Regions from separate parts of the Homo sapiens genome. Here region 1 is linked to region 2. A link is an interaction called in ENCODE POLR2A ChIA-PET data of the cell type or tissue named here. Cell type or tissue: OCI-LY7. All regions are shown on one strand. Each heading gives the region's core, and the rest is flanking DNA. Links, peaks and the distances in the headings are about the cores only.

The links. ChIA-PET counts read pairs that join two places held together with the same protein. Peaks named below come from ENCODE experiments on the same cell type or tissue, not always from the same donor. Only the 100,000 strongest peaks of a DNase experiment are listed, where the experiment ranks them.
Region 1: POLR2A ChIA-PET joins it to region 2 with 7 read pairs; 2 of 35 experiments call an interaction of 5 or more read pairs at or near these places.

Annotation. Positions count from the first base shown.
Region 1 is chrX:107,594,424-107,598,862 of GRCh38, forward strand. It overlaps FRMPD3 (FERM and PDZ domain containing 3), which reads left to right. Exons shown (of 15, transcript NM_001388459.1): 14 at 2,898-3,719. Among named protein-coding and RNA genes, the nearest start is that of PRPS1, 32 kb to the right of the region's middle. In OCI-LY7, for the core only: no CTCF peak of the experiment used is centred there; no DNase peak of the experiment used is centred there.
Region 2 is chrX:107,438,297-107,442,735 of GRCh38, forward strand. No RefSeq gene overlaps it. Among named protein-coding and RNA genes, the nearest start is that of FRMPD3, 9.1 kb to the right of the region's middle. In OCI-LY7, for the core only: no CTCF peak of the experiment used is centred there; a DNase peak (open chromatin) is centred at 2,065; H3K4me3 peaks cover 1,135 bases; H3K27ac peaks cover 1,479 bases.

The DNA.
Region 1 (4,439 bases), core at 232-4,231, 160 kb after region 2:
GTCACCCTATTGCGTTATCAAATAGTAGGTCTTATTCATTCTTTCTACTTAGTTTGCTCTTGTTTTTCTGGTTTCTTAAGGTAGAAGTGGAAGTTTATGGTAATTCATATGAAATCTTTCCTCTTTTTTAACGTAGGCACTTTCAGCTACAGATTTCCCCTTTAAGAACTATTTTAGGCCGGGCGCGGTGGCTCACGCCTATAATCCCAGCACTCTGGGAGGCTGAGGTAGGCAGATTACTTGAGGTCAGGAGTTCGAGACCAGCCTGACCAACATGGTGAAACCCCATCTCTACTAAACATACAAAATTAACCAGACATGGTGGCACATGCTTATAATCCCAGCTACTTGGGAGGCTGAGGCAGGAGAATCGCTTGAACCCGGGAGGTGGAGGTTGCAGTGAGCTGAGTTCGTGCCATTGCACTCCACCCTGGGCAATAAGAGCAAAACTCCATCTCAAAAAATAAATTAATAAAAAATTTAAAAAAACGACTTTAGCTAGATCCCATAAATTTTGGTATGTGGTATTTTCATTTTTATTCATCTCAAAGTATTTTCTAATTTCTCTTGTGATTTTTTTCCTTGACAGCCTGGTTATTTAAGAGTGTTTTGGCTGGGCACGGTTGCTCATGCCTGTAATCCCAGCATTTTGGGAGGCTGAGGCAGGCAGATCACTTGAGGCCAGGATTTTGAGACCAGCCTGGCCAACATGGTGAAACCTCATGTCTACCAAAAATACAAAAATTAGCTGGGCGTGGTGGCAGGTGTCTGTAATCCCAGCTACTTGGGAGGCTGAGGCGGGAGGATCACTTCAGCCCAGGAGGTGAAGGTTGCAGTGAGCCAAGATTGCACCACTACACTCCAACCTAGGTGACAGAGCAAGACCCTGTATCAAAAAAAAAAAAAAGTGTTTTGTTTGATTTCTACTTGTGAATTTCCCAGACTCCCTTCTGTTACTGATTTCTAATTTAATTATGTTGTGCTCAGAAAATATATTTTGTATGATTTTATTCCTTTTAAATCTAGTAAGGCTTATTTTATATCCTAACATACGGTTTATTCACAACAGTGTTCCATATGCACTTAAGAATAATGTATATTCTGCTGCTGTTAAGTAGATGGTTCTATAGATTTCGGTTAGGTCTAGTTTGATTTATAGTATTGTTCAGGTCCTCTGTTTCCTTGTTGATATTCTGCTTAGTTGTTTTATCCATTATTGAAAGTGGAGTATTGGCCGGGTGCGGTGGGTCACGCCTGTAATCCCTGCATTTGGGAGGCCAGGGCAGGTGGATCACTTGAGGTCAGGAGTTTGAGACCAGCCTGGCCAACATGGTGAAACCCCGCCTCTACCAAAAACACAAAAAATTAGTCGGGCGTGGTGGCAGGCGCCTGTAATCCTGGCTACTCGGGAGGCTGAGGCAGGAGAATCACTTGAACCCAGGAGGCAGAGGCTGCAGTGAGCCGAGGTCGCACCACTGGACTCTAGCCCAGGCAACGGAGTGAGACTCCGTCTCAAAAAAAAAAAAAAAGAAAAGAAAAGAAAAGAAAGAAAGTAGAGTATTGAAGTCTCCTACTACTGTTGTTGAATTGTGTATTTTTCCCTTCAATTCTGTCAGTTTTTTCTTCCTGTATTTGGGAGTTTTGTTGTTAGGTGCCAGTGCTGTACTTTTGTCATAGATGTAATCTCTAGTGAAAGGCAACACTGGCATATTGACTCTGTCAAACTGGAGTTTGAGTGGCATTTTGAAGGCTTGTTTTCCAGCATCTTGACCACCATGATGAGTTATAAGGGTAATGGCTAAAAACATGGGTTTTGAAGTCTTTCAGACCTAGGCGGAAATCCAGTCTACCACTTGGTCTATGTAACCTTAGGTGAGTCAGTTTCTTTATCCTTAAAATGTGAATAATGATAATAACTACCTCATTGGGTTGTTATGAAGAATAAGTAGGATCATGTATATTAGGACCTTAGCCTAAGTTAGTGCTTGTTTGTTATCTGTCTGTCTGCTGTCCGAGTATATTCTCACAGATAAAATGGGGAAGAGCTCCAAAAACAGTGAGAGAAGGTATTCACAGATAAAGCATTTGCTATAGATAATTCTCAGATGCACACACCTACCATCATTAAGAGCGGTTGACGAGAGCATTTGCCATATGTATGTGTAGCAGGTAGGGCTGGCCCTGCATGAATGCAGAAAAGAATAAAATTTGAAGAATTATAAGAATGCTTCCCCTGCCCTCCTCCCACATATGCACATCCCAGCATATCTCCCATATACTTTACACATTCAGACCCCGGAATTCTAATATAGAGCCTTATTCTTTTAGGATCCCTCCATCAACAGGCCTCTTTGAAATGCAAACTCTTCGGCATTATATGTAGCCTGTTTAACAGGTTCTGACTAAAGCATTAGTAACTTGTCAGATTTATTTCCTTCTGCTAGAAGAGATTCAAGATAACAAGAACAACAGAGCACTGGTGGAAAAGCTCTGAAAAGGGGTGGGGACAGGGGTAGGAACAGTTCCAAGTGGGACATACGTTTACAGCTGACTTTCAGATAGAGGGTATCCATGTAAGAGTCCAGCTGTGCCCAGATACCAGGCCCTAAACCAGGGTGTTCACCCCGACCCCTACCATACCCCATGCCTTTTCCCATTTCAGAGGTGATGGGGCTATTAGCAGCTCAGGTTATTAGACTCTATTCACTCTACTTTCAGGGTCAGCAGTAACATAGCTCATCAACTTCCCTACCTCTAATCTTTGGCAGCCAGGTAATGCTTTGTCTTGGGACCTGCCACTTGATTGTGCTACAGAGACATGGGCCAGAGACAACAAGGGAGCTCATTCACAATCCTTGGCACCAGGGCTCATCTGTTGATTCTCTTTCTGGGTTTAGATTACATGCACAGCGCCCACCGCCCTGTCACTGGGGGCCACCTGGGGAAAAAGGAGAGTAGTTATGTGGGCAGCGTGGGCACCAGCCCCAGGAAATCGAGCCGCTGCACGCCCCCACCTGCCGACTCTGAGCTTGTCAGCTTCTGCTACCTCCATATGCGGGAACAAAGGAAGGAGCAGGAAAGCCGGACAGATGTCAACGAGAACCTAATCTTCTTTGAGGAGACCAGGCCCCGAACCAAGTCTGACCCCACATCCAAAAGCTCTGGCCAAGGTTATGAGGTAGTCCCTGATGACTTTGATGCAGCTAGCCTAGACCACGAGCCTTGTGCCAGCAGGGCCCGGTCCTACACCTTGGACAATTCCCTTGGGGCTGAAGCCCTGAATTTCTACTGTGACTCTTGCAAAGCCAAACTTCAGGAGCAGCTGGGCCCTCGCAAAGGTGGGAAGCCTGGCTCCTCTCGTGACAATATAGTAGATTTGATGTCCCTCCCACCACCTGGGAGTGAGGAGGAGGAGGAGGAGGAAGATGAGACAACTTCTCTGTTGCCAGCCATTGCTGCCCCACCCCCTGGTTTCCGAGACAACAGCTCTGATGAGGATGACCCCAAGCGCCGGGCTGTCCAGAGCCAGGAACAAGGACGCCACCTGCGTGGGCTTCTGTACGATGAGATTCCAGTGACATTGATTGACAGTGTGCAGACCCGGACAGTTCGAGATCATGCCCAGGAGCTAGATGATGCCCTGGTGTCCACTCTGCAGGCTCTAGAAGCCCTGGCTGCATCCGAGGATGGACCACACCCACCACCCCCACAGACTGCAGGTAATGACCGATTCCTTCTCCCTCTTTCCACCCCCTTCTCTTGTCCAACAAGGGCCAGTAGGTAACATTGTGTCTTCCCAAATAGGTGTCAGAGTCACTGAGGTATGTCAGGGCAGTGGATGTACCAAAGGTTCTTTAGATAGGGTCAGAGGAGCAATGATGTTACAGCAGGGAGCAGCTGCTCAGCTCTAGCTAGAGTTCTGGCTCTCGTCATTGCATCTCTTTGGAAATGCCTTACAGATAGATCCCAGGGATTGGGGTCATGACAGCTATGGATGCAGGCCAGGATAGAGGATCAGAGAAAAACTGTGAGAGATGTAGAAGACAGGTGAAGAACAGAACATCCAGCATGCACATGATTGAAAGAAAAGGAAAACGACCAACTCACTACCTAGTGACCTGGGACCAGGGGAGCCAAGGGCCATCACTGCTCATGGCTGAGGTCTTTATCCTGCCTAAGAACATGGGCTCTGAATCAGATGCACCGAAGTCCTGGTTTCTTCAATCATTGTCAGTGTAACCTTTGGCAAGGCACTTACTCTCTCTGAACCTCATTCCATCATCTTAAATGGGTTTTATAAAAGTAGTTCTATCACATGGGGTTGTCACAAGGATTGAATGAGATCATTCATGCAAAGCATGTAAGCACTGCCTAGCACACAGTAAGGCCTCAGTAAGTGGTAGCTATTGTAACTAAGTATTAGTTCACAGGAAAACCGT
Region 2 (4,439 bases), core at 291-4,290:
TCTTGGTTTGCACTAAGCTAGTTTAAGCCTCAGGGCCTTTGCACTAGCTGTCCCTTCTACCTAGAATGTCCTTCCCCCAGGTCCTCATATGACTGGCTCCTTTTCATTCAGAATTAAGGTCAATGTCACAATGTCACTTCCTCGGAGAAGCATTTCTTGACTATTTAATCCAAAGTAACTTCCCCCATCACCGCTCTGTTTTCTTCATAGCACTTATCACTATCTGAAAATATTCATTCAATTGTTGAATACAGTTTGTCTCTCCCTCTCCTCTAAAATACAAGACCCCTGAGAGCAGTAACCTTGTCTGTTCTGTTTACTATTTCCTCCTCAGTGCCTAACAGCATCACAGGGTTGAGGAATTTAAAGGATTGTTTTTTAAAAAAATTTCTGGTAAAATATACATAACAGCTGTACCATTTAACCTTCCCACCAGCAGTATATGTGAGGGTTCCAATTTCTTCACACTCTAGCCAACACTTGTTATTTTCTGTTTTTGTTTTTGTTTTTGTTTTTTTCATAATAGCCACCTTAATGGGTGCGAAGTGGTACATTGTGTGGTTTTGACTTGCATTTCTCTAATGATCAGTGATGTTGAACATCTTTTCATGTGCTCATTGCCCATTTATATATCTTCTTTGGAGAAATATCTATTAAAATCCCTTCCCCGTTTTTTAATTGAGTTGCTTTTTTTGTTGTTGAGTTGTAAAAGTTCTTTATATATTCTGAATATCAATTCTTTATCAGGCATATGATTTGCAAATATTTTCTCCCATTCCATGGGCTGCCTTTTCACTGTGAATAGTGTCCTTTGATACACAAAAGTTTTTAATTTTGATGACGTTAGGATTTTTTTTAAGGGTTAATAGTTGGAGAAGGGGTTGGACTCAGCATGAAGTTTGAGGTGAGAAGGCTGATATTCAAAGGAGGACAGTACAGCAACAAGCCTGAAAAGGATGCCATGAACAGGAATCCTTGATAATCCAAGGATGGCATAAGGCCTCTGGAAACCCTAGGTAAGAAAGGGCAAAAGATGGGAGAATTATGATACAGAGCATTTGCTGAGACCTCACTAGGTACCAAGTATTGTGCTAAGCCCAACACATCTGCTATTTCATTTAATTCTCTTAGCAATTCTGTGAGGTATTATTTTAGCCCTAATTTGTAGATGAGGAAACTGAGGCACAGAGCGATTAAGCAACTTGCCCAGTGTCACAAAGCTATATGTCAGAGTCTAGATTTGAACTAAGGTAGTCTGGCTCCAGATTCTGTGCTGTCATCCATTGGCCTGTAATGCTTCTGTACTAGATAAGTAAAGGCGATTTGAGCAGGGTGTGGGGCATATTGTAGTTGTTAAGACTATGATGAAGAGATAAGCTGCAGGTAGTAGGTTGAAAACATGCCTTGAGGGCATAGAGAAGGTAGTCAAAGGGTAGCCCTTGTTTATATACTTGCTCTGCAAAGGCAGTTTTGTCAGGGCAGAATAGAGAGGTGATGAAATTCACAGGCTTTGGCAACAGAGAGACCTGGGCTTGAATCCCAACTCTGCCACTTACCAGTAGGACCCTTAGGCAAGTTTTGCTTCTCTGTGCCTCAGTTTCCTCATCTACAATTGAGGATAAAAACACTTCATAGAGTTGTTTAGATCTTTGATGTAACCTGTGGGGCATGATCCCTTCCTTGCACCTGATAAAGGCTCAGTAAATATCAGCTCTTTTTCCTCAACCAAACAATGATGCAGCCCCTCCTCCAGCTAGAACATCCCCATCTTCCGATTAAAGAGAAAATTTTCCAGGCCAGGCTGAAGTAGTTGTACTTGAATACCTTAATGGGCCATCAAGGCCCATGAGTGAACATGTAACTGAAAGTGATCCCTCCCAGAACAGAGAAAGGTTCTTCCTTCCCTAAGGACACATTCCCACCAGACTCCTTTAAGACCCAGGAAACGCATTTCTGTCTATCTTAGAACAACCATTTTGTCCCAGCTTCTGGCTACGCAGGGTTAAGAAACTCCTAGCTTCTTGCTAGGCTATATATATATTTGTAAATTATAAAAAGGACATTTACATGCCTGTTTTTAGTGAAGTTTACTCTCAGGGAACAGGAAGTGAAAATGAGGGCTGTCTGCCTCAATAGCAGACACTGAGCAAACAGAAGAGGGAGGGTCGTATGAAAGACAAATTTCTTCAACTTCCCAGTTTTTTTTTTTTTTTGGCTGCCTCTAGATTTATTAATTTCAGAGAAACTGAAGAGGGTCCAGGGAAGAACCATCAAAATGATTAATAAAAGGAAGAAGCTACTGAGTGATGCTAGGAGCTTCCAGTGAAGGACAAGAAAAGGGGATGGGGAGGAGGAGGCCCTGAAGGCTGAAAGCAAAGCACCCACCAGAGACTGCAGAGCTGCGGGGATCTGTGGGAGGAGGGGCAGTTAGCCAGGGCCCAGGTACCTTCATTGAGCACCCCACCATGGGCCCAGCACTGGGCCAGGCATTCTGGGAGATCAAAAGAGGCCTAAGGCTTGGCCTGTGCCCACAAAGGTAGAGAGACAGGGCTATACCCACAAAAGGACAAAGTACAATCCAAGCCAAGAAAGTAAGCGCTGTGACAAGGAACTCACTCGCTGCTATGTGCCAAATGACCGGTGCAGTGAGAAGTGTTCAGTATTCCTAGGAGGAAGGGATCTTCTCAGGTGGTGGGGCTGGAGCCTAAGGGGAGGGACACAATGTGGCTAGGCAGAGAGGGTGGAAAGCAACATAGGTCTGGGAAACGGTAAGACCAAAATACAGGAGGTAGGGTATGGGCAAGGAAGAAGGAGGAGCCATACCTGGCTGGGGTGAGCAGTTCTCTGAAGGGAGTAGTGAGAGATGGACACTAGCAGAAGAATGTGGATTTTCTGCTGCAGGTATTGGGCAGTCACTGAGGCTCCTGAGCAGGAGAATGTCATGGTACCAGTTGTGCTTTGGCAAGATCAATCTGTCTAGGCATGGTGGACTGGAAGTGGAGGTGGGGAGACCAGGCCTAAGACTACAGTCACTAAGAAAACACCTGCAGCTGTAGCCATTGAAAATGTGCCCAAGTGCTGACAGGGGCCAGGTCTCAGATGACAAAGCTGGCTGGGGCCCAATGATCTCTCCAAAAGGTGCAGTCTGGACTCCATACTCTGAGACCACAGCCTCAGTTCCCTCAAGCCCACCCAGCCCGAGGAGCTGGTCATCATTCGCAGCACATCTCAGCAAACTTAGGCCCATACCAAGGACAGATTTCTGGGCAGATGATATCTTTGTTATAAATAGAGAATTTGACTCCAGGTGGGAAATTCAATTTGTGGAAGCAGTTGAAATCTTCTGAAATCAAGATCTGATTTCCTGAGCAAAGGTCCTTGGGTCTTAATGAACAAGAGAAAGAGATAAGGAAAAGAAGACACTATAATTAGGCATTCCCCCTAAATGGGAGGCTTCTTGGATAACCAGGGACCTGCCTGCAGTGCCTTAACGAATGCTTCCCATTTCTGAACCATGGCTTTTGAGGCAAAGAATGACATTAAATATCGATGCAGCACTTAGGAATGGTTGCAAAGTGCTTTTCTGCTCTTGTTATTCATTAGCCATCCCTATCTCCCACCCGCTCTCCTCTCCCTCTCTTTCCCTCTCACCAACCCTGCCATGAGCCTGGCAAAGTTTATGCAGGTTGAAAAGATGAGAACTTGCAGACAGAAAGGTTAATCAATTGATTCCAGGTCAAACACAGGAAGTTACTGACAGTCCAGTGGTGAGAATATTCTTGTCAGGCCTTTCTGGAATTTATTGCTTTAGCCCACCGAGACATATAAAACCACACCTGTTTTTCCTTTCAAAGCTGATTTTTTTTTCTTCCCTGTCTGGTGAAAGGCAGCCAGAGAAACAGAAGATGGGGTCTAGGAAAGACAGAATGAAGAAAAGAGAAATTGATGACAGACAGAAAAAGAGAACGGGAGAAGCCAGCTGATCTCTTCCAGGCCTGGTATTTCTGAGCCCCTTACTCTGCTCAGGTGGAGTAGGCATGGAAAAGAGTGAAGAGCACTTGATCAAAAAATCAGTTGCTTCTTACCTGTGGGATTTTTGAACAGTCATTTAGTCAATCTAAGCCTCAACTTCCTTATCTATAAAATGGGAATTATAGCTGCCCTACCTCTCAGTGTTATTGTGAAGATCAAATTAAACTGTAAAACTTGGTGTACCTATAAGGGATTATCTTGGTGAACCAGGAAAGGCCACCATACCCTCAAACTCCTCAGCTTTCTGCCTCCAAGTCAAACATCCCCACTACCAATCATGCCTTTAGAGAGAGATATTGAGATAGGTTTGGACAAAATGTAAACTGTTCAGAGGTTAACTCATTGGTCCATTACCATTCACTAGCACATTAGCAAAAATTCATTTATCAAATTGGTGGCGACCCCCA